2 separate regions of the Homo sapiens genome follow, and region 2 is linked to region 1. The links are chromatin loops, found by intact Hi-C in ENCODE. Cell type or tissue: dorsolateral prefrontal cortex. All regions are shown on one strand. Links, peaks and the distances in the headings refer to the core of each region. The heading gives the core; the rest is flanking DNA.

Evidence for each region. A loop is a pair of places that touch in the nucleus more often than their neighbours do. Peaks named below come from ENCODE experiments on the same cell type or tissue, not always from the same donor. Only the 100,000 strongest peaks of a DNase experiment are listed, where the experiment ranks them.
Region 2: a loop joins it to region 1, with 2.9 times the contacts of the local background. A loop is called at or near these places in 3 of 110 quality-filtered maps.

The regions. Positions count from the first base shown.
Region 1 is chr18:8,359,520-8,375,168 of GRCh38, reverse strand. It overlaps PTPRM (protein tyrosine phosphatase receptor type M), which reads right to left. Exons shown (of 33, transcript NM_001105244.2): 24 at 4,163-4,279. LOC100192426 (a long non-coding RNA gene) reads left to right here and starts at 8,135. Exons shown (of 4, transcript NR_024419.1): 1 at 8,135-8,312; 2 at 9,340-9,424; 3 at 10,180-10,260; 4 at 14,078-14,349. RefSeq lists an enhancer at 7,322-7,822. In dorsolateral prefrontal cortex, for the core only: a CTCF peak has its summit at 7,593; a DNase peak (open chromatin) is centred at 7,648; H3K4me3 peaks cover 927 bases; H3K27ac peaks cover 1,684 bases.
Region 2 is chr18:7,569,884-7,585,532 of GRCh38, reverse strand. The region is part of intron 1 of PTPRM (protein tyrosine phosphatase receptor type M); the gene reads right to left. Among named protein-coding and RNA genes, the nearest start is that of PTPRM, 10 kb to the right of the region's middle. RefSeq lists an enhancer at 7,080-7,836. In dorsolateral prefrontal cortex, for the core only: no CTCF peak of the experiment used is centred there; no DNase peak of the experiment used is centred there.

The DNA of each region.
Region 1 (15,649 bases), core at 4,130-12,129:
TTGGTTTTAATTTACTTTTGTTTTGAGAATAATTAAGGTAATTTATACCTGTCAATTTTGTTTTCTAAGTATAAGCCTATATATTAAGACTGTGTTTTAAAGCAAAAGACTGTTTTGAAAACAAAACCGGAATCAACGCTGGATGTACATCTAGGATCAAATTAGACTTTCTTCCTTCTCTCATTCCATGATCATTTTCTGAACCATTTCTGCATTTGGTTTTATTGTATCTTAAAAGTAAACACTCATTAACCTCATCACTTTCACCATCAATCATTGTTCACACATACTTAGTGAGCAAAGAAGAAATTCAGAATTTTTATGTGCTTTGAAAGACCAGAAAAGCAAACAACTGCAGATTTCGAGATAAGACTTCCTTGGCACCCATGTGTTAACATGTCTTCATTTAATAACCCACAAATGCTGAAGCTTTACTTCTCTGTGAAAATGCCATTCTTTACTAGAGTTTAAGCTATAAGGAATTAAGCAGTCGGGGATTCACAAATGCAAATCAATATTGTTGTCTGCTAAATAGGCTCTGTGATCCCAGAGTAGTATGATTAGGTGGTTAGGAGCCCAAATTCCTTATCCCTAAAACCAAGGGAATGTTTGCCAGTGCCATGGTCTCCCTTAGAAAACATACAGCTGAGGCTGTGTCACCCTCAAAACCCCTAGAAAGCTCCCCCAGCTTTCTGCATGATGACCCACATAGGAGTGATCCCATTTTGGTGGTATGCATTCCCATATATGAACTGGGAAAGCTTATTGACGGTAAATACTTTATTCCAAAGGGGAAAAAAGGGGCATATCTTTCTCCATGTCCTGGTGGGTTTTTGGGGTGTGGGGTTTTTGGGGAGTGGGAGCATGGGGTGTGCTTCTCTCTCTAGCTTTGTTAGATTTCAGTTCCAGCAACCTCAAGTGCTGAACTACAGCTCTTAACTGATCTAAGACTCTTTTTCTGAGCAAGGTAAATATCAGTTTCTGGAAAGTAGAAAACATTTCTCAAAATTAAACCTCCACCCTTGAATATGTTTGCTATTGACAAGAGTGGCAAAGGAAACGGCTTCTGATCCAGTTTTCATTCTTGTTCATTGACATAGCAGTGTCTCCTTTTTTCTGTTTTGGAATGTAATACATTTGGGGAAGAACATCATAGATGTCATCAGTTATCACAGCCCAAATACCTCCCAATTTGATACTATTACTTCCTGGTTTTTCATCATAACAAGCATTAATGTTATATACAAAAATGTGAGAGTCACTTAATTTTTTTTTTTTTTTTCCGAGACAGGGTCTCATTCTGTTGCCCAGGCTGCAGTGCAATGGCGCAATCATGGGTCACTGCAGTCTTGAACTCTCGGGCTCAGGCGATCCTTTAGCCTCAGTCTCCCAAAGTGCTGAGATTAACAGGCATGAGCCACCACACCCAGTTAGTCACTTAATTTTGATCCAAGTCATACAATAGTCCCTGGCCTGAAGTGGGTGCTTAAGAAATACTTGTGAAATGAATAGTCATGTTCTGTCTTGTATAATACATGTTCTGTCTTGGAGACAGGAGGATCATCTTCTCATGCCCTTTCTGAATCCTAGGCAGCTCCTGGGTAGCGAGAATTCAGTGACCATTGTCAACTTTGTTTCTCCCAGAATAGTCAGGGATAGATTCACCAGACAGCCTAAATGCATGGAGACTTCAGGGGTGTCTTCCTTCTGACACTCTGGGTACTGTGTATTATTTAAAATCTGTTTAGCTTGGAATCATCAGCTATGTGGGAAATAAAAGACAACAATCAGATGCAAAGCAGGAATTCATGAGTTCCAAAGTGCATTGCATCTGCTTGTTTTGCAGAGCAGAGCCCTAATCCACTTTCACCTTTAGGTCCCTCGATGCAACATGCTCTCAAAATAGAATCAGAATTGCAGGCATCTCAAAGTACATGCTTACCTGTTCTCTTCTTTCCTTTCTAATGAGAAAGTTTAAAACCTATAAGAAATGCTCTACAAAAGTACTAATGATTTGTTTTCCTTAAAGATTCCAATTGCCCGGTTAGAAAATCACTAATGTGTCATTTTGATTTCCCCAAATGCATTAACAAGCTCCTTATTCCTTCTCTTCCCTCCACCACCTCTTCACTGGTTGTCTAGTGACTAAAATGACTGGATATTTCAGACACATTTCTGTGCAGCTGGGAATTCAGGGGAGTACAATAAGAGGTTAAAAAAAAAGAGGAAAGAAACAAACAAACCCTTCCTTTAGCTACAGAGGTGCATTTTCAGCTTATTAGAGAGCTGACTATTGTTCAAAAAAACTCCATGTTTAAATGATGGCTTTTGGATTTTTTTTTAAAGAAAAAAATATTGAGGGTCTTTTATCGCTGTTTTAATGCGGTTATTCATGAGTGCTCTTGCCAACAGCCATACAAAAATCCTCCATGTGTTTTTTTTTTTTTCCAATTCTGCCTAAGAAGGAAAAAATTGACATCAAAGTGTGAGGTTCAGAACTTGAAGAACTGAGTCAACCAGAACTCCTCATTCTTTGAAGTCTCCAAGCTTTCTGCCTGCTTATTAAAAAAGACAGGCTAAGAAAAAAAATGCTAAATAGTATGAGAAACAGATTAAAATAAAGTCTTTCCAGCTTTGTGATTCTATGACAAATTTGGATCTGCAAACCAGGAAAGGTAGTTCAAAACATCAGACTAAATTAGCCAATAAGCAGATGTTGCAATTTCCTTGATTTCCTAAAACTGGTCTTGTTCATCTAAAAAGCGCATTTAGATGCAGTGAGAATATAGAGTGGAGGCCGGGCGCGGTGGCTCACGCCTGTAATCCCAGCACTTTGGGAGGCCGAGGCGGGTGGATCATGAGGTCAGGAGATCGAGACCATCCTGGCTAACAAGGTGAAACCCCGTCTCTACTAAAAAAAATACAAAAAATTAGCCGGGCGCGGTGGCGGGCGCCTGTAGTCCCAGCTACTCGGGAGGCTGAGGCAGGAGAATGGCGTGAACCCGGGAAGCGGAGCTTGCAGTGAGCCGAGATTGCGCCACTGCAGTCCGCAGTCCGGCCTGGGCGACAGAGCGAGACTCCGTCTTAAAAAAAAAAAAAAAAAAAAAAAAAAGAATATAGAGTGGAGAGGAAGGCCAAAATCCAATTCCCTAGCAATCTGCCTATAACCCAGGTCTTCCAAGAAGACCTGCTACTATTACATGAGTAGAAGCTAACAAATTCACACCAAGATCCCTAAGTCCAGGGCAGCTGTGCAGGGCTCGGTTATGGAGAATCAACTCTGGATAGAAAAGTCTGTGGATCTTTGGAAGGCAGAGTGTTCCTCAGCCACATCACCTCCACTTTCCCCAGAGCCTACCTGTGACACTTCTCTGGATGGACTGCAGTTTGCTTCACCTCCGGCCCCTCCCTATGTCAGCAGAAAGAGGGGGAATAAGGAAATTCCCTGTTATGCCCTACAGTGCATCCCAGAGAAGAAGCCCCATCCATGCACATGGGATGAGGCAGGGCAGAACCAAAGCAGAACATTCACCGACCCAACACCAGCAACTACAAAAGGGGAAAACCAGTATGGGAGTGAGCATGAATGAATGCGCTGGTTCATGCAAGAGTGTCCCATGTCTGATGGAGATCAGTCACTTAGGTTTCCAGGTAGGTCACTTCCACCTGGAAAATCCATCAGTCCACATTAAACCAGAGGTTTCGAAAGCCACAAGGAAGTGAGAGATTCCAGGAGGAGTTAGGACCTGTGTCTCAACACTGATACTAACTCCCTACTGGAAAATGCATATCGACATACACCATGAAGGAAATTTACCAAACTGGAAGGACATTTATCAAAATTTAGCAAACTTTGTTCTGTGAACAAAGAAAGAGAGACGGGCAGAACAATATCAACCAGGGAAAGAAAATAAACAAATAGACATTAACTTTTGGTTTACTTGCAAAATATAGATTCTTATGAAATGAGAATGATTTGTTTTAAAGATGGAACTGAGCTGTTATAGAATCAGAGAGCAAGATGCAATCTTGAGAAACCATCAGATAGAGCCTACCTGCATTGAGATATGAGCATGTGTAAAGTATCCTAGGTAAGTTAATGAGGCTAGTATGGTACCACTAGTGTCTGACCATAGCTTTTAAAAGCAGTATGAAAACTTACCTTTTCAACAGCAAATGTTCTTATCACATATTCTGCCAGTAGTTCTGTTTCTATTAGGGTAACTTTAATGTCTTTATATATCTCTGTGTCATCTGGCCAGTATTTGCAGCATTTGACCTTTAGAAAACATAAAAGAAATTATGGGTTTACAGTTTGGTTTTTTTGGAGTTCCTCCCATGATGGGTCACACTATGATTTATAGGACAAAATTTGCACACAAAAGTTAATTGTATACTCAAGAGGAAGGTCTATTTTTTGTAGATCACCTGTGTTTTTATTCTTCTCAGAAGAAAACAATATTTGAGTTATGGGAGACGTAAAACCTGGAAAAATGGTCTAAGTTTAAAAAATTGTATTTTTACCACAAACATCCCAGTTACTGTAACCATTCATTTCCTGTGCATCTCTACTCAGAGAACGGCCTGCAAAAATAAACTGTGAAGGAAGTTTGCAATATTTTAGCTCTTCTTTTGAATTATTTCTAGTTTCAGAAAGTGATTGAAAACTTTTTAGGAGGAGTGGGCAGAAAATCAGATTGAACACTAAAGATTAGAATTATATTTTTTCTGAAGGAAGTAGCTAAGTCATTTTCCCAAATTAGAACTACAGATTCATTTTAGTATAAATAAATTCAATAAACAAAACTTCCTAAAATCTGAAATTGTCTTTCCATATTGTCTGAAGCCTCTAACTAATCTCAGGTGGAAGAATTTTGCATGCAAGGGGCATTTGATTTCCCTCATTTCTGAGCACTGAAGCACTCCACTGTCATATTTTTGAAATTCTCCTAGCAAATTGTATTTTTTTTTTTTTTTTTGGTAAGAATGTTTTTCTAGACATCAACGAGAGGAGAGCAGGACCAGAGGCTGGGCAGGAACACGTGACCACCTCAAAGCTCTGTCCTTGGCCTCTTCTGCCTCCCCAGGATTCCTGGCATTTTCATCTATTCCTGTCCCTGCCCCTCCATGGATGAATTTCTATTCTGTAACTCTAGCCCTGTTTCTCCATGTGCTGAATTTAATGTTTTTTATTTGTTTTTGTTTTGTTTTCTTTTTTAGAGACAGGGTCTTGCTCTGCCATCTAGGCTGGAGTGCAGTGGCGTGATCGCAGCCCACTATAATCTTGAATCCTTGGGCTCAAGCGATCTTCCCTCCTCAGCCTCCCAAGTAACTAGGACTACAAGCACATGTCACCATGCCCAGCTAATCTTTTATTTTTTATAGCAATGGGGTCTTGCTATGCTGCCAGGTCTTGAACTCCTGGCCTCAAGCGATCCTCCTGCCTTGGCCTCGAAAAGTGTTGAGGTTACAGGCATGGGCCGCTGTGCCCAACCTTCTGAATTTGATTTCTAACTTCTTCTGTGAGCATCTTCCCTTGGAGGTCCTGCCAGCACCTCAAAGACCATAAGTCTAAAAGAGAATTCTTTGCCCCACAGTCACTGCGCTCTTCCTGACTTCCTATGTGACTGCTATGATTCCCTTAACCAACCCATTCCTTCTCGCAAACCCAACCATTTGCCAAGGCTAGGAGTGTCTTTGAAGCAGCTCTCAAAGTGTATTTTCCAACTTCTTAATCCCTCTGCCACAATCCTAAATTCAGGCTCTACTGTCTTCCTGCATGGGCATTCTATGTGTCCCAATACCACAAAAACTCTCTCAATGTGTAATCCCAGTGCTATTTACTTGTTCTGCTCAAGAATCTCCTATTTCTAACTACTTTCTGAAACTAAATACAAATTATTTGGCCAGGCAGGTAAGAACGAGTTTTTAAATATGGCCCCAACCAGCATTTCCAGCCTTATCTTTTATAGCTCTCTTTTCTATGCACATATATTTTATGTTCAAGGACAAGTGTTTGCCCTGTTCCCCAAACATACCCCATGATCCAAACTCCTACTCGCACCATTCCTTCTGTTCAGAATATTCTCCTCCCATCCATTTCTTCCCAGTTGAAGATTTTTTGCATTCTTTAAAGTACATCTCACACGCTGCACTCCTTCAAAGACTCCTCCATAGATGTGAGCTCTTTTTGCTGCCCTGATGAAACATGCTTGTTCTGACCCTGGTATGATGCCCTTCTTGCACTGTTTGACTGTAAACTTATTCCTGGCCAGCACATAAAGGGTGTTGTTTTGCTTATTTCTGCAAACCCTGCAACACCTGATCGCTGTGTCCTGTGTGCACTAAATATGCAATGTATACATATAAAACTGAATTTTATGCAGAGTCATAGGATCAGTGTAGGAAGGAAAGTCCCAGACTGGGAAAGTTTACAAAAGAAATCTGAGCTGAGAGGACCTCTCCCAGAATGCCAACCCCCTGAGGTGCACTGATGTTCCCCCATGAGCTATGTGGCTGGTTATTTCAGCTGCCTCCTTGTGAAACTTTCTGGCCATGGATTCAGTGCCCTTCCAGGGAAGCCTCATTACCTTTAGTTGGCAAGACGTAAACCAGATATGCTAGGAGTTGCAGATACTGTAAAGCAGGAGACAATGATGGTCCCTGCCCTCAGTAAGTGCTCAGCCTTCTTTGGAATCTTTTCCCCCCTCATTATGGGAATATTATTTGTGACTTTATAAAGGGCTTATCTATAATATCTCAGAAATTTACATCATGGATACCTTTGCTCTATCAAAAATATCCCAGAGTAAGAGAGACCTACAATTTCTCCTTTCCCAGATGTAAAGTCAGTTTGAGCAGATCATGTATATTTGTGGAGATGTCTAATTTGACAGTAACAATGATTTCATTTCAAGAGTGTCCAGCACCATACTTTCACGATGCCAGTTAGCAAAGATGCTTTTATGGGACATACTAGATTCTTCTGTATATTGGGGGATTAGTTTTTACCTTTTTGTGACTTCAGTTATGCAAGCAGAAGGTAGTGGGATAGATATAAAACTACATATATGGTATACAGGCACACTTTAAAAATAATTATTGATGAATAAATATACACTTTAAAAATTCATTTATTTCTCTGAAAATGACAACTGAACAAAACACACACACCCGCAACGTATGTTATACCAGGTTTATCTTACCTAATAAAAACACCTTATCAAGATTTACCTTAAGTAATAAAAATGATTTTACTAATTACAAGATGCAATTGATGTATGATATTTTGGATGGTCACCTAGTCTTCCATTTAGACTCTTTAACCTCCTTGTTCTCGAATTTCAAAAATATGACAGTGGAGTGCTTCAGTGCTCAGAAATGAGGGAAATCAAATGCCCCTTGCATGCACTGAAAGCTCGGTTTCTTTGGGATTATTGGGAGATGCGCTCCCAACTCCTTCAACTCCCTGGAGCGAGCTCTGGTTCCATCCGAAATCCGACCCTGGGCCCTCTCGGGCTGGCTGTCCCCCCGCACCCAGTTCCAGGCTCTCAGGCTCCTGGTCCCCCGCGGCCGGATGAAGCCGGGCGCCCCCGCGCGTCGGCTGCAGGCAGCAGCCGCCAGGGCTTCCAACTTTGGCCGCGCTTCCGCGGAACAGGTGCCGCCGCTCTCCCAGCGAAGCGAGGGAACAATGAAAAGAAAACACCGTCTGCTCTCAACTGCTCGGCACGGTGCTGACTTCGCACCGCCCGGATGCCTCCGACCCGGCGGTAATTGCGAGGGAGGAGGCGCGGGGCCGCTTCCTTCTAGAATGCGTGCTGGGCAAGGCCCCTCCCGAGCACAGGCACCTGGCGGGGCGGGCCCAGAACAGGCGGCCCAGGCATTTCGAATCCGGTCCTCCCCATCTCATCTCCCAGAATATCCCGAAATGGTTTGCCACATCTGTTTTCAGCCTACTAAAAGCCCTTCTAAATTGGGTTTCTTTTAGTATCTTTTTAACTACTTGGACTTGTGTCAAGTTATTATTTTGCTTAAAAAAAAAAAGGAAAAGGAAGACAAAATATGCTTCGTTCTCTCTGCATTTAGAGTTTCCGTGTCTGGAGAGTGTGGGGCTCGCAGTCGCTTCCTGTCCTCTAAGGTCTGCATACAGAGATGCTGGAACTATTGGTTTGGAGGTGCCCGTTGGAGCCCAGGAACCAAGGAACGGGAGGCGTCCCTGCTCTGATCGTGCGCCTGGCTTGGCTGCCTCCTGCAGCCCAGCGCTACCTGCACAGCTTCTAGGAGAGGCGGCGCCTCCCACGCATCCTAATCACGTAAGGCGGCAGCCTCCAGCCCAGAAAGCAAGGTCCAGAAACAGATCGTCTAATTACCTTAGTGCCCTGGTGGTGGTTCCACCAGGCCATCAATCAGGCTAACAGTCCCGAGCCCTGCCACCTGCTCATTACTGCCAGAGGGCGGCAGGAATAGATGTGTGGTCCCTGCTCCAAAGGGGTGATCCTTATTGGCTTTAAAACTCACAAACACGAAACAGCACAGAAACGCTATAACTCCAGGATTTCTAACTTCCTGAAAAAAGATCTTTGAGGTGGGTCATTTTAAACCAGCAGCCCAGATAATACTCAGGTAAATTAAAGTCAGAGGATGGCTAGGGGCCAGAGCTGTGGCTCCCGAGGCTGCCAGCACATGACTGTAACCTTCAGGGCATTTGACATGACTACAGCAGCCGTTATCAAAGTGAAGCAGGCATGAGACTCCCTTGGAGGGATTCTGAATAAATTCGGTAGGTCTGACTTTGTGGGGCCTGAAAATGTGCGCTTTGAACAAGCTCCCAGGTGATGCTGTGGTCTCTGGACCACACTGTGGGTAGCAAGGATTGAGACAGCACAGCTGCAGTCTTGCCAGGCTGGAGTGCTGGCTCTCACGCAGTGTGGACGTGAGCTTGAGGGGCTCACTGGAGTTTGCTCAACTGCAGGAGCTTCATCTGTAAATAGGACATGATTATAAGTCCTATGGCAGAGAGTTCTAAGAAGTCAGCAGTTCCCAAATTTGCCTGCACATTAGAATCACTTAGCTGGGGGGAGGGAGGTCTTAACAAATTCTACAGCCCAGGCCATACTCTAATTAAATCATAATTTCTGGGGTGGGACAGAGGTATCAGTAGTTTATTGAAGCCCCCCTCTCCCCAGGCCATTCTGAAGTGTAGATACATTTGGGAACCACTGGATTAATTGATACAATGTGATGAAAACATTTAGCCATGTGCCCAGTTTATCCAAAAATGGAAATTGAACAAATGAAAATTCCGACTATTAAGTGATTGTTTTGTGATCTGGACTCTAGATGTCTACAGGAATTCAGAGGCCAAGGAGCCCATGGAGGCCTGGAGAGAGGAGGCAGGGTGTCCCGGAGAAGGAGGAGGGCAGAGGTGAGTACTGACAATTGTGCATGGCTTATGATGGTGGAGGGACAGCTAGGGGGAACCCCTGCTGATTCCTCTCTCCCTCAAACCTTATCTGACAAGAGGAGAGAGAGGGAGAGAGGGAGAGAGAGATTGGCATGTCCATTTGCCTATCAGTGTGGTTTGATTAACTCCCAACACAATAGGTGGTTTTGGGGAAGGGGATTCAAATCAAATATAGCTGCGAGGAATCTCAGAGACAGTCAATTTCCAAACACTCATTTTCAAGATCATTGCAACTCCCATCCACCGAGCAGTTTCTACTTTGAACTGGACACACTGGATGGCTGCATTCTGACATCTGTGGCCTCACTTAGTGGATGGAAGAGCATGTGATTTGCCCAGAAGAGACCTAGCAAGGGCCAGGCTGGTCTCGATCCTTTTCATTCCTTGTATTTCCTCGTGCTCTGGAAGGAAGAAGCAACAGGCAGGCCTAGGGAGTGCAAGTGGCTTGCTCAAGGCAATAAATTAGATGGTGGTGAAGGAGAGGCTGAAACGCAGGCTCTGACTCCAGCTACAGGGCCCTTTGGGAGGATGGAACTCAAGGTGCTTTACGCTTTCCTCAGTCTTACCAGGAGGCTTGGCCTCTGGAACAGAAACAAAGTAGGAAGCCTTGAAATGACTTCAGCTGCCTTTTTGGGGGCAGAACTGGAGACGGGTGGAGGGGTGGGCAGGAGAGCAGAATGCATGCTCTGAAACCATCATCCTCCTTTTTCCATTAGCACAAGCTGCTGCGTTTCTACTCTGCCTCCTGTGTCAGCAACTCTCCCCATCCACAGGAAGGAGTCTGGGCAGAACTGAAGGTGTGTTTATGTGCATGCGCATGAGTACTCATTTTGCTAAGAAACCCATGATGAAGAAGGACTAAGAAATGTACTTGTTAGCTCTTAAGTTGGGGGCACCATAATGTGATCCAATAAATACAACTTTAAAGGGGAAGAAGGGATGAAAAAGAATAAGGCAGTTACAAGTTTTGATTTCTCAAGAGTTTTTAAGAGACTCTTCTTTGTTTTGAAAGAGATATCCAAACCGAGTATCCATACTTCTATTAATAGTTGTGTTTGGGCCCGCTGAGAAGAGGGTGGATGGATATTGGATAGTGAGAGCAAAAACACTGCCATGAAGCACAGCTACCACATAGAGCCCAGCCAAGAGCAGCTGCCAGCTTTGTTTCCAAGATAACAGATTTATTGTATCCCCAAACCTTTTGGTTTAGAGGTCTCACAGGAATAAAATATTACTCATTTAAATATCCTGAGAACACAGATTGCTCTGGTCTCAGTGTGATGGAGTAAGATGCACATGGATTTTTTTTCCATCTACCTTGTGATGTTGCAGCAAGTGACTTACACCCCCTGAGCCTCAGTCTTCTCATGCGGCAGGTGACTTCCATGACTTCCACCCCGAGCCTGTTTTCTCATGCATAATATGAGATCCTATTATTAACTTCTTAGGGAGGGTGTGAAGATTAGATGAGATTTTTTAAAGTATATATAAAGTTGCTGATTAAGTACCTGGCTTATCATAGCTTTCCTAGATTCTTCCTTTCATACTGGCTTTATTTGGAAGGGGGACCTTCCTTGGGAAACATCCTTGAAGATTATTTCAAAACTGGCACTACATCAAGAGCTTCTGGAAGTCTGGATAGTTTCAGTTTGGGAAATAACTTCATATCATAAGTAAATCCCTCTTTCATGCCTTTACGGTCCTGCCTTAAAGTACCCTCACAAAGCGTCTGTTTTCCAATTGCATCTATTCGTTAATGTTGTTATTTAATGGGCATACAATACTTATAAGCACAAGGCCGCATCTGTACCCACAACGCTGGTTTTCATCAGCTGTAAAGAAACATGCAGCCTGGTCCCCTTGTGGAATTTTAAGTGTTATCCTACAAACCACACGAGAAATCTGTCTTGTTACTTTTCTCTCTTACCTCATCTTGATGAAAACTTAATCAGAAAGCAGCATCACTCAAACTACAACCAGACTTTCAGGAGACATGTTATTTCCACTGCTTGTTCCCCATCTTATTCAAGAGGTTCAGCTTGACTTTTAGCTATTCCCCAAATGTAAGTCCTCCTGCCAGGGGAGGGAGATTTGCCACCAGCAAGGGCAATAAACAGAGAGTGTCACATACTACTCTACAGATTACTCTGAAATAAGAACTTCAGAAATCTTTTGAGCAATGACATTATTAGAATACATATATATGCCGCCAGGTACATCAGAGAGGACATTTCTTAGAGTGGTACATGATATATCTGTTGAGAAAAGAAATCCGTATTTTCTGTCATTGTCAGTCTTCACATGTGTCAGGGTCACAGTATAGATCTACGACTTTGTGCCAGTCACAGAACCGTTCTGGCCCTCAGTTTCCTTATGTGCCAAAGACTAGATCACATGCTGGTGAAAACGATTCCAACTCCTAACGCTATCTGATTATACGCCCGCTCCCATTAACTTTGTGGGGTAAGTACTATTATCCTTATTTTACAAACACATAACGTAAAGCTGGGAGAGATTAAGAGATAGGAGACCTAAGGGACCAACACTGTGGCTGCAATGAGGGAAATCCTGTGCTTAGCTCCGGGCTGTGGTGTCCAGGCTGTCCTGCCAGTCATTCAGACAGCCCTGAAAGCGCATGACAAGCAGAGCCCGGACTGGGCATTGCTGGGGATGCAGAGAGCAAGGAGACATAGTTCTAATAGTCACTAAGAGACAGATGTGTAAACAACAAACTCAACTCAAGGCAGAATAAGGGGCAAGCTGACTGGTCAAGAGCACATTCCCTGGAGCCGCACTGTCTGGGTTCAAAGCCAGGTCCCATTTATTAGCTGTGTGACTTTGGCTCCATTTTCCCATCTGTAAAATGGGCTAAGAGAGTTGTTATGAATATTAACTCAATTCTTTTCCTTGTAAAGCACCTAGAACATGCTCAGCACAAGTAAATGTTCATTAAAATTTTAAAAATGAAAACTGCTGTTGGCAGTCAGAAGTATGCTAATTCCAAAGAAAGGTATGCAAAGCTTCATAAGGGAAACTACCTTACAAATGAGACAGAAATATGGAGTGCTGTTTCTATGGGTGGATATGGAAGAGAGGGATATTCTAGACTTGGGGAGTTGGCAGAGGGCAGCTGGAGTGGTCTTGAGGCTCTGGCAGGTGGGGGCTGGGAGGGCGCGATCCTCCGACAGCAGCAGGAAGCAGTCACTATTTTGTGACCGTCAGCTGCTTCTGAGGCCCTTCTTGCTGCACTTTGATGCTACACTTTGAAATAAAGGGAATTGTATTGGGAAGGAAAGTTTGTATTCAACAGGAGCAGGAAGACACAGGAATGGGTTTTCTGTAGGAGCAGTGTTTTTAAAGGGTACCTAGTTCCTTTGTGTAGGTGTATGTAATCACTGCCACCACCATGGGGCTCTCTGCAGCTGAGGCAGCTGCCCTGCTGGGATGGGCTGCTAAGTGCAAGGTGCGAACTAATTGCGACAAGGGATGTGTGAGTAGGTCGGATATGGCAGAGCTGGGAGCAGTTGGGGCCGGGGATCACCCAGGACTAGGTGTCTGGCAACCCCATCACCAGCGGCTTGCTTGGATCCTTCACACTGCTTGAGAAGAGGGCAGCAGCTTCAGGACTGGGGTGGCAGGATAACAGGCACATATCAGGGTTCCTAGAGCTGGTGAGCTCAGGCACTGGGTCTCCTGTGTCTCCCAAGTTGCCAAGATGTGACCTCTCTGACTTAGTCAAGACCTGGGAAAGTTCTTGAAACACACACACGATATTCTTTTCTTCTAGATAGAAGGATAACATTTTATTTTTAAGAACCTCGGATAAAGTTTTTGTAGCCTATCTTAAAAATGAACATTTAATGATGACACAGTGTGCTGTAACAGAAAGAAGCCTGGCAGGCAGGCAGGAGGGCTTGGGGCTAATCCTAGCTGTGTTCCAATCTAGCTCTGTGATCTTGTGCAAGTCACTGAACCATTCTAGTACTCAGTTTCCTTACTGGCAAAAGAGGATACAAGACCATATGATTGTTAAAGGTATTCTGAGTCCTACAGTTATCTGATTATGTGATTCTAGAATGTGGTTCTTTGGAAGCCTTAGGAGTCAGGAGCATGGGTTCCAGAGTTCAAATCCTGGGTCCCACATTAACTAGCTGTATGAAGTTGGACCAATTTATTAATGTCTTTTAAGTTTGTTTATTATCTGGAGAATAGAATAACAATCATGTCTATTTCTTAATCACTCTGATGAGCTAAAGACTCACCACATTGACTTACCCATAAGAAATGTCCAGTAACTGTTAGTGGTGGTCACCATCCCCCAGCACTTCTGCTATCGAGAAGGGAACAGCACTCAGTATAGAGCTCCGGGTGCTCCATTTATTGTAACACACAATGCTTTATGGTCTGTATCAGTATTAGGAAGATAACAAGCTTTAATTTCAGAGGCATTAATCAGGGCTAAATGCCTCTGAGACAGTCTGAAGTGCGTACCTGTCCCAGTTCATCTCTTTGAGGAAATAAAGGGCTCTAGGGGTGAAGGAAGGAAGAAAGGAAGAAGAATTTACAAAAGACACGGGTCAATCTGAGTCTCACCACCCTCACCCTCTTCCTTAGGTTGTCACAAGGAGCTGCTAAACAGATCAAAAGGCATTGAAGGATGGAGTGACATGATATATGACCTGCCCAATCCTTGACTGCACATCACATAAGCAGTCCTAAGGATGTGAAGTATATGATGCCACCAGTTGAATGGATTGAAGCTCCTACACGTACACTGTTGGTTTCAGATTCTCTACTCTACAACATCAGAAAAGAATCTATTTTTGGTGAGATAACAAATGTGCTATGTTACTCTAGAATAAAGACATCTGTTTACTTACAATTTTAAGTGATAAGAGTTCTGCTTCTATTTTACAGTAGACACTCTAAAGCTAAAAGATGTAAATCCAAACAGTGTCGGGTGTTGAAACATCTACTCCCAGCTTCTTTTCACATCCCCTTCTGCAGGCAGTGTTCCCCACTGTTCATCCCTGGTCTCCTGCAGTGCGTCTGTTTCAGACTGTGCTTCTTTATACAAAGTCCTAGCAAGTAATCCAGTGCAATACCAGGGGGCTAACTCACCTCTGCTTCCTCAGCTAGTATTGGCCAAGGTGACCAGTCCACTTTTGGAACTCAGCAGCACCCCCACAATTTTCAAATAATGTTACCCAAATGCACGTTCCTTGTCCTGAGCTCTACAAACCTGTAATTCAGGCATAGGGAAGCAACTGACACACTATCTTCTTGTCGGGTATGAAGGGTTTTTTTTGCATAGATTTCACGGCAGAGGTGTGTCCAGACCCGTTCCACCTTCTCACTGCTAGAAACCTGGTCCTACAGACAGGGAGTGGTAGCTTATGCATAAGTTGCTGTCTTTCTCTGGTCTTAGACATGTGGCAGGCACTTTCAGTGAAAAAATTCTGAGGCAGTGAATTCTGGTTGTCTGTAGCCTACTGAATTACATTTCTCCTTATTTATTTCCTTAGTTCATGAAACTAAAGTAGAGATACTGATGTCTTTGCCACTTTGTTAGTCTGAACGCAGTTGTGTAAAGGCTCTATCTAAAACCAGTTACTGGATTTTTCTGTTTCTTTGGTCCTATCCTCCTGGGAGAGGCCCCAGTGGTTACTCATGTATTTATGTGGCCAGACAACCCTAAGCCTTCTAAGGCAGAGGAAGGGCTCAGGGAGTAGATTTGGAAAGTAGAGAAAGGAGAAAAGAATCCTGCCTTCAAGAAAGGACCTCATTTACTGCTTTTCAGCAAATTGTTCAAGAATAGGATATACCTGCTGTGCGCAAAACGGGAGAAAAACTGACTTTCAAGGGCTCGTGAGCAGAACAAGGAAGGCAGACTATTGCAGCTCTGAGACTGTCCCATATTGCGTCCAATGATGGTGCCGGGAAACTCCAGCTGTGCACACCCGAGCAGGTAGGAATGTGCTGGAACCACACTGTAAAACCGCTCAGGCTGTGATGCATCGGTCCCAGGTGCACTTGTCCATCTGCTACACATGCAGGCTCCCTGCCCTCTGAAGCACTTTTTAGATACAAAGGCAGGTGACCACCTGTATGTACCCCAAAGACTGTGGCAGACAAAGTTAGAGGTGACAGAGTGACACAACAGAGGCCCCAAGCCCAGGCCAGTAA
Region 2 (15,649 bases), core at 7,364-15,363, 790 kb after region 1:
ACACTTTTCCAACCTCTGGCCAAATTCCAATCCCGCACAAATCCATCCCTTAAATACAGCACCAAATATGATCTGCATGGGACAGAAGGGAAGACTGCCAAGCCACCAAGTTCAAAAACAAAAACTATTCAAACTTCGTTCCTCTCTGCAATTTCCAATCCTCTCTGCAATTTCCCAGATGTTCTCCTTTCTGCATCTACTCTAAGATAACCACAGCCTTCGAAAACTCACTTGCTTAGAAGACATCCCGTTTTAAGAGAAAAAAAAATTAAAAACCATTTCAAAAGACTATGTAAAAGTTTATTCTCTCCCTTCCCTCTGCATCAACCTGAATAGTGCCTAAAGGCCTCATGGGCAGCTCCCGTGTCTATTGTCTAACTGCAAACCTCCTAGTTACCTAGGTGACCACAGGAGAGCTTTCCCTGCAGTTTTCCCACGGATCTTTCCTCCTGCACACTTGGCCTCAAGCTCCCTTGCCAAGGCCAGCCTGGGGAAGGAGCAACCTCCTCTCTCCCTCCCTAATTTCCACGCTGTCTATGTCAGTTGAGAAATAGAGGGCTCGACTTGCTTGGATATCCCTTCAGTTTTCCTGTGAGCTCCTTAACGACAAACCCTCATCTTGGAAACCTTTATATCTTCAATGCTCAGCACAGGCCTGGCTCCCAGGGCCTCAGCACAGGACTTATAAATGGGTACTCACCCACAGAAGGCACAGATACCTCGTCCAGCAGGGGGATATTATTCTACCTCATTTCACTCTCAGTGCTAGGTAAGCATTGTATTTGGAAAAGAATATGCCTTGCAAACAACTCTTGAATATTCTTCCAGCCATGGAGGACTTCTCACCACTGTGTTTAGTTTCCGTTTATAGAACTGAGGCATGAGAGAATAATCTTGGGGTGGGGGTACCCAGAATCTAATAAACAATATGTATTCAGAAAGCATCCCAAGAGAAAAAAAAAAATGCCAACACAATCACAATTTCTCACTGATCTTCGTCTTTATTTTAGGTAGCCAAAAAGTATTATTAGAGTATCAATTTTACTTTTCTGGGCCTTGAGTTACCATGAAGAGATTTGACCCAAATCACATGCTACATGGCAGCAGAACCAGACATCAGAGCTCAGATCTCCTAAAGCCCAGTCCTGAGGTCTTTCTCATCCCTAACAATCGACGACAAACACCTCATTTTATCTCTATCTGCCCAGGAATCTTTCCAAAATCAGTACTTACTTACAAACTTGCATCTGTTGACAATGACCATTACTTCATAAATAATTTTGATAAAATGTCTGAATTCATAATTGCATAATTTTTTAAAGTCACTCTGAAAAATGCTAATATTCTCGATACTCACTTATTCTACTTTTGTTAATGCAGTTTATTTTGATGTAATTCTCCCTAATGACACTGCAAGAATGTTATTTAAATAAGCAAAGTACATAACCACTGTAGAGTACTATATACCAAACAGTTCTTTCCCATTGCGGATAAAGTAAGAATTTACTCACTAGATTATTTTAAATCCTTCAAATACAGATCTACATGTTTTCTTTACTTTGTCAAGCCTCAAAAGGCAATGAAATTTGTTCTAAAGAAGGTGATTAACATCAGTCTCCTAGGGCCTCCCACCTCCACTTGAAGTCAAAGGTCTTAAATTATTGCTTACCTTACTGGCATTTTCTCCCTAAGACCACTCAGGCATACAGACTAGAGATTTACAAAGGATTTTGCACCTTTCACGTTAAACAGATATTCGGATGGAAAACACAAGAAATTACAAAAACACAGTTCTATCTACGGGATTTGTAACCAGAGAAAAGACAACATTCTGCCCTCCTCTGCTCATGAAAAATATAAGTAATTCTCTAACCAATTAATTTCAGTCAAGTCACTAAGAAGCTAAGTATTTTTCCTTTTAATTTACTATTTCAGAGGGCTGTAAAATAGCAGTAAGTACACTGCACTTCTGGGCTGTGCCAATCTTACAATTGTTTTAACATCAAAATGAGAAACTGTACCAAATTCTTAAGCCATACTTGAAAATTATAACATGCGCTTTGGACCCAACAGACAGGGACAAGAAAACAGGCTTTGGGCCCAGGGAAATGAGCACTTTTGGATCTAAAATCAGCTGTAGCCACTGTCCATGGGACATCCTGAAATGTGTTGAGGCCTCAGTTCCATAAACCCTAAAATACCAGTGCTGTCATCTTCACCTAATAGGATCACATTGGAGAAGTATATAAATGATATGTAAAGGACCTAGCACCTAGGTGGCATGCAATTGTCACATTTCCTTTTTCCTTATTTCTAGGAAACCAGGAGAAATGGTAGCAAATTTATGAATCAAGATCACAAATGGAAGAAAAACTGGGGCTGAGGAAAACCATACCCTTTGGGGTTTGTAGACATAAAGGAAAAATACAAGGCAAGGTTATTGCTCAAGGCTATTCTGTAGTCATAGGGCTCCAACAATAACAGCAGCTATTCTGGACTGGGCACTGTGTTTTACACAGGATGACCAAGGAAGTAGAATTCATACCCTTTTCACAGATGAAGGACTAGAGAAGCTATGTGATTCTCACAGTGAGGAAATAGCACAGCCACCTTGAGAACTCAAGTTTAATGAGGCTATTATAACCTTCAGAACTCACCCAGGGACACAGGGATTGAAAAAAATTCATATTATTTGATCTCTGAAGTAAACCCATGAATGAGAATGCCACCGATTGACCCTATTTGCAGATAAGGAAGTGAGTTCACCGAAGTTAACAACTTCACCCTTCAGATGACAGTAAGCAGCAGTGCTGGCCCTTGAACGCAGTTCTTCCAACCCTAAACTTTTCTTTTTCCCATGCTGCCCATGATTTCCCAACTGTTCTGAGAAGCTGAGGCATTTAGGTCATATGTGCTGGTCCTAGCAGACCCCTCTGTAAGTCCCAATTTCCCACCTCTTTTTGTATCCGTACTCTTTACCATGTGACCCTGCAGCCTCACATACCAAGGAGTGAGGACTATTTCCCCACCCTTGATTCTAGGCTGGCCTTGTAACTGGCTTTGGCCAGGAGAAGAGGTGGAAGTGACAACGTACTCTTCCCAAGCATTAGCCCAGAAGTCTTGGTTCACTTCTGCTCTCTCTTTGGAATGAGAGATCACATGTACGAGAGTCCAACTGTCCCAGCTGAGGACATCCTAGACCAGCCTACAGAAGGACAGCAGCAAAATTTCAAGAAAGCTCAGCCAAGATCACCGAGGAGAGACACATATACACAAAGTATACCGAGCCCAACTTAGGTCAGCAGAGGCACCCATAGAACATGAAGAATAGTAAATGGTGGTTGTTTTAGGTCACTAAGTTTTAGTAAATGGTGGTTGTTTTAGGTCACTAAGTTTTGAGGTGCTTTGTTACACAGCAATAGCTAACCAATATACCTTGTTTGCCAATTTGGATAGCCTTTTTAAAAATATGTTCACATAAAACTTTATTTAACCAAAAGATTTGTACACATTTCTACCTATGTAAAATTTGCTTAGCCAAAAGATTTTGATGCTTTAAAAAAATAAATTTTATGCCAGGTGGGGTGTCCCATGCCTGTAACCCCAACACTTTGGGAGGCTGAGGCAGGAGGATGGCTTGAGGCGAGGAGCTTGAGACTAGTCTGGGCAACATAACGAGAAGTCATCTCTTCAAAAAAAATTTTTGTGAAGTAGCCAGGAATAGTGCCGCATGCTGCTTGGGAGTCCCAGCTACTCTGGAGGCTGAGGTGGATCACTTGAGCCTGAGATGTCAAGGCTGCAATGAACTATAATCGTACCACTGCACTCCAGCTGGGGTGACAGAGCAAGACCTTGTCTCAAAAAAAAAAAAAAAAAGTAAATGAAACATGCACACACAAAAGGTACATTTGGAGCACTGATGCAAATGATGAGATTTGAAACTAATTTACTTTCTGCCACCACCCAAAAAGGTTTAATGCATTTATAATGATACATAAAATACAGCAAAATAAATTAAAATGATGTGAGAAGTGACTAAGAATCAGGCCAGCAAAAAGACCCAGAAACAAGCATCGACTGCATAGATGAATGCTCTGGCAGTTTGCTGCTTTTCGTCCAGGTACTATCTACTCTTCAACTGGTAACAGAACCTATTTATTTTTATTTTTTTCTTGGAGCCCAATCACAGGAGTGAGTTGTACCATGAGGGAAGAGAATTTCTCTTTCCACTAGGCTTGGAGCCAGAGGGATTTAGCCTGTAACTCCTTAGAAACATCACATAGAGAGAAAAGATGCTTAGCAAGGAAGACTTGGAATCCCGTGCCCACCTTTGGCCTTCTCTGTTACCTGTTACAAGAGCCAAAAAATTCCCTGTTTGATGCAGGCCAGCTTTGACTGAGGTTTTCAGTTCAATATAAAAGTTCCAGCTACTACAAAACATGCATTTGAATCTGGCTTTCTAACAGCCGACAGAAAAAAGAAAGTTGATGGGTTATATTGCTCACTGTGTCCACGAGAAGAATCTGACTGCACAGGAGAATCACACCTTTCCCTGAACCGGAAAGAAATCTCTCCAGAAGGTCATCATACGGATTTTATATGACATAATACAACATCACTTAATATCTTCCTAGCAGCCACAACACTACATTTGAAATGCTTTTTCTTAGAGCACACTTCAATACAGGAGGATGGCATCAAAGTAAAGCATAAATCAGGAAAACACTACTCTGTGTATGTATGGGGAGGGAGACATAATATGGTACATGTACCCCACGTTCGGATGACATGGTTGGGTTGGGAGTGGAGACGACTTTACCTCCCAAAGTCTCCGTTGATTCTCTCAGCCAAGCTTTTATTTGTAAATGGGGGGCAATAAGTTTGAGAATATCATACCCTCTCAGCACACTATTTAGCACATACTTAGTGCTCAATATATGGTTATCACTTATGACTATCAATGCTAAGCCCCTGAAATAAGGCTTACGTATATTATCAATATTTAAGAAGAAAGCCACAGGCCTTAACAGTCTAGTTGCTGAAGAGCCTTTGGCGTCACCTGTGAATGGTAGCTACATTCTCAAGTACAGAGAGAAAGAGTGAACTTCGCTTATGCTAAGTGCATAGCTTAGCAGATGAAGCCTATGGCAAATGTTCAAAGCATCTAAAATCTTGCAGACAGCCCTTCAACACCCACTTCTTGTTAGCAAGCAACCTCATGCTGTATCAGGCACTCTCTCAGATGGGACCCAGTGCTCTAGACATGTCTCCCATGCTCACCTATCAAAAATGACCCAATGATCCAAGTCTCATTCTCTTTTGCTGTGCCATCTGACAAACTAATCTGAACTAAGACATAAGCTGATGACAATCCTCATACTCTTTAAGATATTGGAGAGATCCTTGAATCAAATGTCATTTTACAAGGGAGAATCTAAAGATGTCAACTTATCGAGGTGACAGCTAGTTAGAGATGTCATATTTAAGATAACTTAATGAGCCACCTCTCCTAGAGACGACATTTTGACAAAGACCTTTCTTCCTTGGCCAAAATGATGAGCTAGTGGAAATTTCAAGTGCTTTAACAGACCAATATGCCCATTTTGAGGTTTGTGAGACTTTTTAAAACTACTGCAATCAAAGCACCAAGCTTTTGGTCCATCCTTATGGGGCACCTAAGACAAATCATTCCACAACGTTCACATGTTTCAATGAACATGAAGTAAAGGACTAAGTGCTGGAAAATAATCTTCCCAAAATACTTTGCAGATCATCTTGTCTCATGATCTTCCCTGAATGAGTCATCTCAAAATGCAGCTCAAATTGGCAAATTTAGAGATCTAAAATCATCTGTGTTCTGATTACTCCAAAATGTCTTTATTCTTTCACTATATTCTAAACATTCCAGAGTGATGCCACATTTACTAGAGGTCACCAAGTTGCAAGATATATACGAAGCAGATAAGTTTCTATAATGTAATTGTTTCATAACTCATTTTCTCTTCTAATGCTGAAAAGCCTCTGCTTTATAAAAGAAATGCTCTCTGGCCAATTATAGTTTGCTATGTAAAAATTCATGTATTAATAGTAATCCTCAGATGCTTTCTTAACACTCCTCATAGTAGATGTGATAAATTCAATACAAAGGCAGGGTCTCTGAGTCACTGTTACTTTCCTTCCAGTAGCTCTTCAACTTTAAAGAAGATCAAAATCATATGAGGTATTTCTTTCCAGTTTCTGACTCTGTAGGTCTGGTGGGGCCAGGAATCTGCATTTTTAACAAGTGCTTCAGGTGACTGTAATGCAGGTATCCAGGATGCAGGGCCTTCCATGGCACCGAGCAGTGCTGGCTTTTCATGATGCCAATTTTAACATGATTATTTTGCTAATTTCAGGGGGCTTTTTTCTTTTCAAACATAATGTTGGCCCTGTTTATAAAATCTAGACATACATAACCACATACACATACTTCTATGTCACTTATACAACCTCCCAGCACCACAACTATCAAAGCCTTGGACCCAGAAAGGGGATGTGTTAGTCTGAATCATGTGAAATTGCCAATATTCAACACTTTTTCACTTATGAAAGCACAGGGTTCCTATGCTTAAATCTGTAATCTGCATGAGGATGGGGGAACAGACTGATGGACCCGTCTTATTCTGACCACTAATTACACATGAAGCCCTATCACCCCAGGGGCCCCTGACATCACAGCATTGGTTCTCTGATTTAGTCTTTGCAATAACTCTGCAAGGAGGCTGGGCATTAGCAGCTCACGCCTGTAATCCCAGCACTTTGGGAGGCTGAGGTGGGAGGATCACTTGAACCCAGGTGTTTTGAGACCAGCCAAGGCAACAAAGCAAGACCTCTGTCTCTTAAAAAAAAAAAAAAAATTGGCCAGGCGCTGTGGCTCACGCCTGTAATCCCAGCACTTTGGGAGGCCAAGGTGGGCGGATCACGAGGTCAGGAGATCGAGACCATCCTGGCTAACACAGTGAAACCCCATCTCTACTAAAAATACAAAAAATTAGCCGGGCATGGTGGCGGGCGCCTATAGCCCCAGCTACTCGGGAGGCTGAGGCAGGAGAATGGCATGAACCTGGGAGGTGGAGCTTGCAGTGAGCCAAGATCACGCCATTGTACTCCAGCCTGGGCGACAGAGCAAGACTCCGTCTCAAAAAAAAAAAAAAAAAAAAATTAATTAGCCAGGCATGGTGATGCACCTATGCTCCCAACTACTCAGGAGGCTGAGGTGGGAGGATCGCTCGAGCCCAGGAGTTCAAGGCTGCAGTGAGCTATGATCATGCCACTTGCACTACAGCCTGGGTGACAAGAGTGAGACCCTGTCTAAAAATCATCATTATCATCATCATCATCATAATCATCATCATCATCCTGCAGGGTATTTTAAAATGAAATAACACACCCAAGGTCTCATGGCTACTTAGAGGTAGAAGGAGAACTCAATGCCAGGAAGACCTGATCCAACCAGAGGCTACTACTGCCCTTCTTTCAACAGCTCAGGGATCCCCATGGCTGATGTCACAGCCTCAGACCCCCACTGTGTCCTGTCCCTCTCTGACAAAGCATGCTGCACTCCAAACATACCAAGCATTCTCAACCAGCTGTCTCACAGGGGCCCCTGCCTACTGAGCAAGATTAGAAAGAAAAGCAGAGGCTCTTTAAAAAGTCACACATTTGGGATGAAAATGATGACAGACAGAGAGACGAGGGAGAACCTCCCTCACACACACACACACAGAACACAATGCCAATGAGAGCCAATGACCTGAACTCATGGTGGAAATTTTACACCACATTTGGTGTTCAAGACTTCAGAAGTTGAGGAAGTAGAAAACACAGTTTATGAGGTTGTTGTCAAAGTAGCCTCTTTTTATTAAGTTTTATCACTTGAGAGTATGATACACTGAATGAAAAAGGAACGAGAACATGCCTGCTGTAATGAAGATGAGCCTGATGTTATCATGATGCTGTCTGAGCTCTGTGTAGGTATAATTCATTTCATTCTATATCAGAAATAAAAGGCAGCAGAGATAATATATATTATTCCCTGTCATGGAATCTTCTTTCTGGTGATACCATGGTTCCTTTAATATACCAGTGACTAAATCAAATCCCCCTAGAGTACAGTCATGATAAATCTACTGCATAGTAAATTTCATTTTTTAGTGATCAGTATTATATCAAAATGCTACTTTATAGCAATAACTGATTTATACATTTTTATTATACACAATAAAACTACAGTCTTACTTTTATATATTTAATTAACAAAAGGTAATACTTTTTCCTTTAAATTTAGCAACTGTGTCTCTATACACCTATAAATTGCTAATGGCACCAGGCACTAAACACACAGCCTGGTTCTATTGTTAAGGTTATTGGAGATACCTAAGTCAAACTTGATAGGAAGTAGGAAAAAAAAAACAGCCTTAAGCATAAGTTATTTGATTTTTTTCTTCTCCAAGGGAGCTTCTTTAAATTGTTTCTTCATTCATTCAACAAATATTTATTGAGTGACTACTACATGCTAAAATTGTTAAGTAATCTGGTTTTACACATTATGAGTATGTTAAAAGGAATGCTTTAAACCACCTTATAATTGTATATCTAGATGGAACATCACACTGAGTCCATTTTAAGTTCATTTTAAGCATGTGCTTATTACATGATGTAAAGTACCTCAAGCTACTCAAACAGAGAAGAGAGAACAAATAGTATCCATCAAAAACAGGCTGGGCCAGGCAGAGTGGCTGACATCTGTAAACCCAGCACTTTGGGAGGCTGAAGACTACTTGAGCCCAGAAGTTTAAGACTAGCCTGGGCAATGTACCAAAACCCCATCTCTATCAATTTTTTTCTTTAATTAGCCGTGCATGGTGGCTTGTGCCTATGGACCCAGCTGCTCAGGAGGCTGAGGTGGGAGGACTGCTTGAGCCCAGGAAGTCGAAGCTACATTGAGCCATGATCAGTGATCCTGCCACTGCACTCCAGCCTGGATGACAGAGCAAGACGCCTTGAGAAAAAAAAATCAAAAAAACACAGACTATACAAAGGGTGTGGTCCAATTCCTTCTCACCCTCTGTCAAAGCCTACCTGTTACCTGTGAGCCCATTTTGATTCCATAGCTAGAAGCCAGGGAAAAGTAATGGGGCCTCAGACTCCCAGAGTAACCCACACTAATATGCACTCTTCTCATTGTATGCAATAAATCTGCTTTCTGCATATTGAATAGAAAGAGAGATTAAAATGAATATTCACCCATCTGAAAAACTGATGCTCTATAAGCTTTTATGCTTTGCAGCCCATAAAAAGTAAATGCTTTGCTTCTGCTTTGGCTGGTGCATGTTGAAATAAATCATTCTGTTAAACAGTGGCCTTTTCTTCAGAGGGAGATGCTAAAACCTTATCAGTTTTGACAAGTCTCTGACTCCTCTCCTCTCATTCATCTCTCCTGTATGTCCTGCAATCCTTGCTCTTTTAGCTTGCAAGGTCATTTCCAACCCCTGCTAGCCCCAGTTTCGAAAGGAAGCCACACAGCCATCTTCAATCAGATTCTCCACCCTGCCCTGACTTCTAACCCAAAGCCCAACACTTGCATTTCATATAAAGTTTTTGATGACTCATTAGTCTTCTGAGTTTTAAGCAGGAAAAATGGCTGAATCAGATTTCCAGGCAGATTTTCATGACTTCTTGAATTACATACCTAAACCCTCAGTGCTGTAGAAGTCACTCCTTGCAGACGTAAGAAAAGTACAGACAAGCCATGTCCTAAAGATGTTACACACCTACACAGAGCCATCCACACCACTGCTTTTTCTGGTCTACTACAAGAAGGCCCCAAAGGTTAACATGAACCCTTTACTTAGTTGGCAAATATATACTACTTCTTCCAGTTTTACCACTACATGTAGATTAGCAGCAACATATGACACAGCAGAAAAAAGAAAAAATTGAGTAAGACTGTAGCAGGTGAATCTAAAGTTGTCTCTGGATCAGTGCTGAATTTCAACAAACTACACTACAAGTAGCAGTGGAACTACAACTCCCACTAAAGAACTCAATTTTACAATAAAGACTTAGAGATGCACACGTAAGCGGATGAAAGTCCGCTCTCGTGCCTTTCTTTAGCTGTCCAGGAAGCCATCTATGGATGGGGCTGGACCTTGCTTGGCTCAGGCAGGGGGGTTAAGGGACGCAGCTACACCTAGTGATCAGCTGCGGATGGCAGCAGGAGCAACCGGCAGCAGGGAAGCACTCTTCAGCTGTTTCTCAGAAAGGCCGGCTACAAAGCGCTCAGGATCAATCTGTTAAAAGACATCATGATTATTTTTATTTACCTGGAGTGTTAAATGACAGAGATGCAATGGTTGTCTTTGAGGGTTCAGAGAAAAATTAGGCTCAATTTTAGGATACACATTGTCAGTACTTTAAATAAATGTCCAAGAAAAATCTTCATTATTTTTTTCTGTTTTTTGAGACGGAGTCTCGCTCTGTCGCCCAGACTGGAGTGCAGTGGCGCGATCTCGGCTCACTGCAAGCTCCGCCTCCCGGGTTCACGCCATTCTCCTGCCTCAGCTTCCGGAGTAGCTGGGACTACAGGCGCCCACCAACACGCCCGGCTAATTTTTTTGTATTTTTAGTAGAAACGGGGTTTCACCACGTTAGCCAGGATGGTCTCCGTCTCCTGACCTCGTGATCCACCTGCCTCGGCCTCCCAAAGTATTGGGATTACAGGCGTGAGCCACCGCGCCTGGCCGAAAAACCTTTATTTTCTTTCTATTTGGAATTTGAGTTTATTGCCAAAGGCAAAGTTTCACAATTCCACATTACAATTCCAAATCTTACATCTACTAACTTCCAGTTCTCTCCTGAGAAAGTCCCTGTTTCTTTCCATTTTAGTAGATTTTGAAATTTTAATAAATGAATAACTTCTCAAAGTGTGGTAACTATACCTGCTTTATCCTTGCCCATTACCATCCACAAAGGGGCCGTACAAATGTAAGTGCTCAATAAATATTTATTTGAATTAAATATTTCAATAAGAATTATTAATAAGCACTATTAAATATTCTAATAAGCACACTGGGCTGCATGCTTATTATAACAAGCCAACAAATATCTCCTATACAAAATATCAACCCAGGGAAATTTCCAATGGCTAACCATTACAACAAAATTTAATTGTTACATCGTGGTAAGTAAAAACATAGGAAACTTTTTTATTCATTTGAGTTTTACAACTGGCTGGATTTAGTCTCTTCCCCAGTGTCTGGCCAGAGACAACACGATCACATCACCATGTTGGTAATACCGGCCGTATTAATCAAGAGGCTAAGCAGTGAATGAATGGATGTGATATTTTTACCCCCAGTTCTCTTTCAGCTCTTGTCAAGGGAGGCTGATAGGGCAGGCAGAAGATCTCAGTTCTTTTAGAACAAGGGTTCTCCAATCTCAGGTCACATCAGAATCCCATGGGGGGCTTGTTCTAACACAGATTGCCGGGCCTCATCCCCAGGGTTGCGGATTCAGGGTCAGAGGGTTGCAAGTCTAACAACTTTCAATGTAATGCTGATGCTGCTGGCTCAAGGACAACACTTTAAAAACTCCTCTTTCAGGGCCAGGCGTGGTGGCTCATGCCTGTAATCCCAGCACTTTGGGAGGTGGAAGCAGGAGGATCACCTGAGGTCAGGAGTTCAAGACCAGCCATGGCCAACATGGTGAAACCCCGTCTCTACTAAAAATACAAAAATTAGCCAGGCGTGGTGGCAGGCACCTGTAATTCCAGCCACTCGGGAGGCTGAGGCAGGAGAATCGCTTGAACCCGGGAGGCAGAGGTTGTAGTGAGCCAATATCACTCAGTTGCACTCTAGCCTGGGGGACAAGAGCGAGACTTTGTCTCAAAAAAAACAAAACAAAACAAAACAAAACAAAACAAAAACCTCCTCTTTCAGGACAACGTTTCTTCAACTGTGGCTACAAACCCTGACCACCCAGGGATGCTGGGGGACCTCTGTCGTGGACATCAGAATCACCACAGCTGGGCCCCAGGAAGCAGCCTTTGAAAGGAGGCCTCCAGATGCTCCCCGTGGACAGCAGGTTTTGAGAAGCACAGATTAAAACCTAGCTCACCATCAACACTGGTGCAGTTTCCCAGGCCCTCCCCAGAGCCACCTAACGTCACTGAGGCAGGATGTCACTGTGATCTACCTGCACAACTGCCACTCTTCATGGCCCTCCTTCAACTTTCCATGTGTTTCTCCTTCATAGCTAAGAGGGCACAAGGGGAGTGACCCTCCCTTGCTAAGATCTCTAGAGCTTGTCACATCCCACACCTGAGTACACAACACTTCTCTTCTCATCCTGTTTTTGTCTTTTTCTCTCACATACTCCCAGACCCTTAATTATGCCCTGGCCTTGCCAGCCTCCTCACCAATGATGGGGGCACTACAGACTAGGAAGCTTGGTGACTAAATCTTTCCTCCTCTCCACCCAAGGCAGCCCAACTTATTTTTCTCTGCTGGGTTTTTCAGAGCTACAGTGTCAACTCAGGCTTTCTGATGACTAAACTGAAAACCACCGCGGTATTTTAGGAAGCAAAAAAGCAACATCCTCTTATAATGCAAGATTTACATTATTTTGTACCTTTTTAGAATGTTTGTGAGTTGGAAAGACATTAATAATTAAACCTTCCCTCGCTTATAAAATAAGCCTATTAACATGCATGTTATATTCATAAAGATAGTAAGCACACTAAAAAGTGAAACTATAGGAAAGTTGGTTTTCAAAGAGAAGAATCTCAGAACTAAAGTAAAATGCATGGTGGACATAACCCCTAAGAAAAATGTTTCACTGTTGAAAAGCATAAAACTCATTAAAATGCCTGATTCCCTAAATGAAAACTAAGCCTTGGGATATTTAGATAATACATGCTCATTCTAGAAACTTAATGAAATCTAAAACAAAAATTGAAAGAAAACAATATTTAATCTAATACATAGTTCCTCTACTGTATACAGCCTCACAATTCCTAGAATATATTACAATCCTTAGAGAATTATGAAAAATTTAAATAAAGGTATTGACTTTTCTAGAATTGTCACAGAATTGCTTAAATTCTGAAACCAACTTTTACCAAATCTAAAGGCTAGGCTATGCTTCATTTATAAAGAATTTATATAATCTGAAGACATAATTCAAATTACTTGTTCATTAAAGAAAATTCATTTTGAATTACCAAAATTATATACACACTTATCCATATATCACTACATGTCAATAGATTCTTTTCTTAAAATCTGTAAAAATAACCCTTTGAAAACATGAGAGACTAAAACCTATAATTTTCTAGATCGGAACAATTTATTATGCTCAAGCAATTCTTCTTTACATATACAGAACACTAAGAATGTTATAGTAATTTCTTAGCATATTTCTTTCATGCTCACTGATTTAAATTTGAAGTATTTTCTTCATTATCAATTTTCAATCTAGCGAAAGCACCTTGAAAATGTAAAATGCTATGACTATAGTTATCTGAAAAAGAAAAAATAAACTTAACTGCTAAACAAACATATTACCACTCTTTGCAAAGGGTGCTTTAAAATTCTGTATTTTGAAAAAATTTCAGATTTATAGAAGACTTGCAAAAACAATACAAACTGTGCAAGTACACCCTTCACCCAGCTTCCCCCTAATGTTAACATCTTACATTCACAGAGCAGAATTACCAAAGCTAAGAAATTAACATTGGTACCACACTACTAACTAAATTACAGGCTTTATTCAGATTTCAGCTGTTTTCCCACAAACATCCTTAAAATATTTTAAAAAATTAATTTCTCCACGAGTCCCAAATTCACAAGGTTATGTTAACATTTAATATATTTCAAATACCACTGTAGCTGAAACAAAGAGCTAAGTCTATATTTCTATTTCTGCAAACCAAAGCTTGCTTAGCAGAACTTAACACATCAAAACCATTATAAGGTAGAACTAAACACTTCATTGTATTATATAATATATGTTGCAACTTGGCTTTTAAGAAATTGGGTCAAAGAGGAACAACTTGCCAACTCGTTGGTTTCTCACCATGCAAAAGGGAATTTCCAACAAAGGTAAAATAATTTAACTTTCTTTCTCATGTCTTACTTATATACCATCTTACCAGTTATTTTTAGTGAACACTAAAGACCTAGAAGATATAAAGTGAACCTCCATTATTTTGCCTAACAAATTAGAAACGGTAATGATAAAAAACAATTTTTCAGCCTGGGCACGGTGGCTCATGTCTGTAATCCCAGCACTTTGGGAGGCCAAGGCAGGCAGATCACAAGGTCAAGAGATTGAGACCATCCTGGCCAACATGGTGAAAACCCGTCTCTACTAAAAATACAAAAATTAGCTGGCGGTGGTGGTGGTGCACACCTGTAGTTCCAGCTACTCGGGAGGCTGAGGCAGGAGAATCGCTCGAACCCGGGAGGTGGAGGTTGCAGTGAGCCAAGATCGTGCCACTGTACTCCAGCCTGGCGACAGAGCAAGACTCTATCTCCAAAAAAAAAAAAAAACCCACAATTTTGTAATGAAATCCATCATTATAAGTAAGCAATGTCATCACAGGCCCAAATCCTAATACTTTTCCAGTAAGTTTAGCATTCTATTTCTGATGTCTGGTATCCAAATCACATGTAGTCCACCTCCAGAAATGGTTAATTAACAATCTTAACAATTCCAAACCCATTCCAAAAGAGGACAGGAGAGCACTGCAGAAAGCAAAGGGCAGAGTGCCTTGTGTAGATAATGTCTGAGTTATACAAAAACCCTTGACTGATTATATTTATAAACCCTCATGATTAGTCCATTGGCCTAAAGAGAACCCAGTGTGGAAAAGGCAAGCCAAGTCTAACTTTTAACAATCACTTCTCTCCCTCCATTTTATTATATATTGGTCCATTCACACACAATTTGAATATGTGCAAATGATCAAGATTCTCATTAGTGATTTATTCAACAAATAGTAATAATGCCTGTGACATCTAAGGATCTATGAGAAATGTTTTGTGAGAAAGTCAGAAGAAAACGAAAATTGGCTTTGCCCTCAGGGAGCTTACAATCTAGCTCTTCTGGCTCTAAAATTTATTCCCATGTCAAGTGAAAAGCAGCCAATTACTACAATTTCTGGAAGAAACATAAAAAAGAAATGTGTCAATGCCACTCCTAGCATTCAGAATTAACTTCCTCAACATACAAAAACAAAAAACAAAACCCTGATTCACACCTGTACTACCTAAACGCAATATGGAGAGAAAAATAAATAATGAAGTGAAACATATCTGATCCTTGCACATATGAAATTTGCCATCTTCACTTTTCACTTTTTTTTTGAGACGGATTCTCACTCTGTCACCCAGGCTGGGGTGCAGTGGTGCAATCATAGCTCACTGCAACCTCAAACTCCTGGGCTCAAGCTATCCTCCTGCCTCTGCCTCTAGAGCAGCTGGGACTACAGTCACACGCCACCACACCCAGCTAATCCAATTTTACATTTTTTAAAGTTCAACGTTTCTGAGGCATGGCTTGGATGCTGCCCTTTACCCACTAGCATGCCAGGATAACTCTGGCTTTC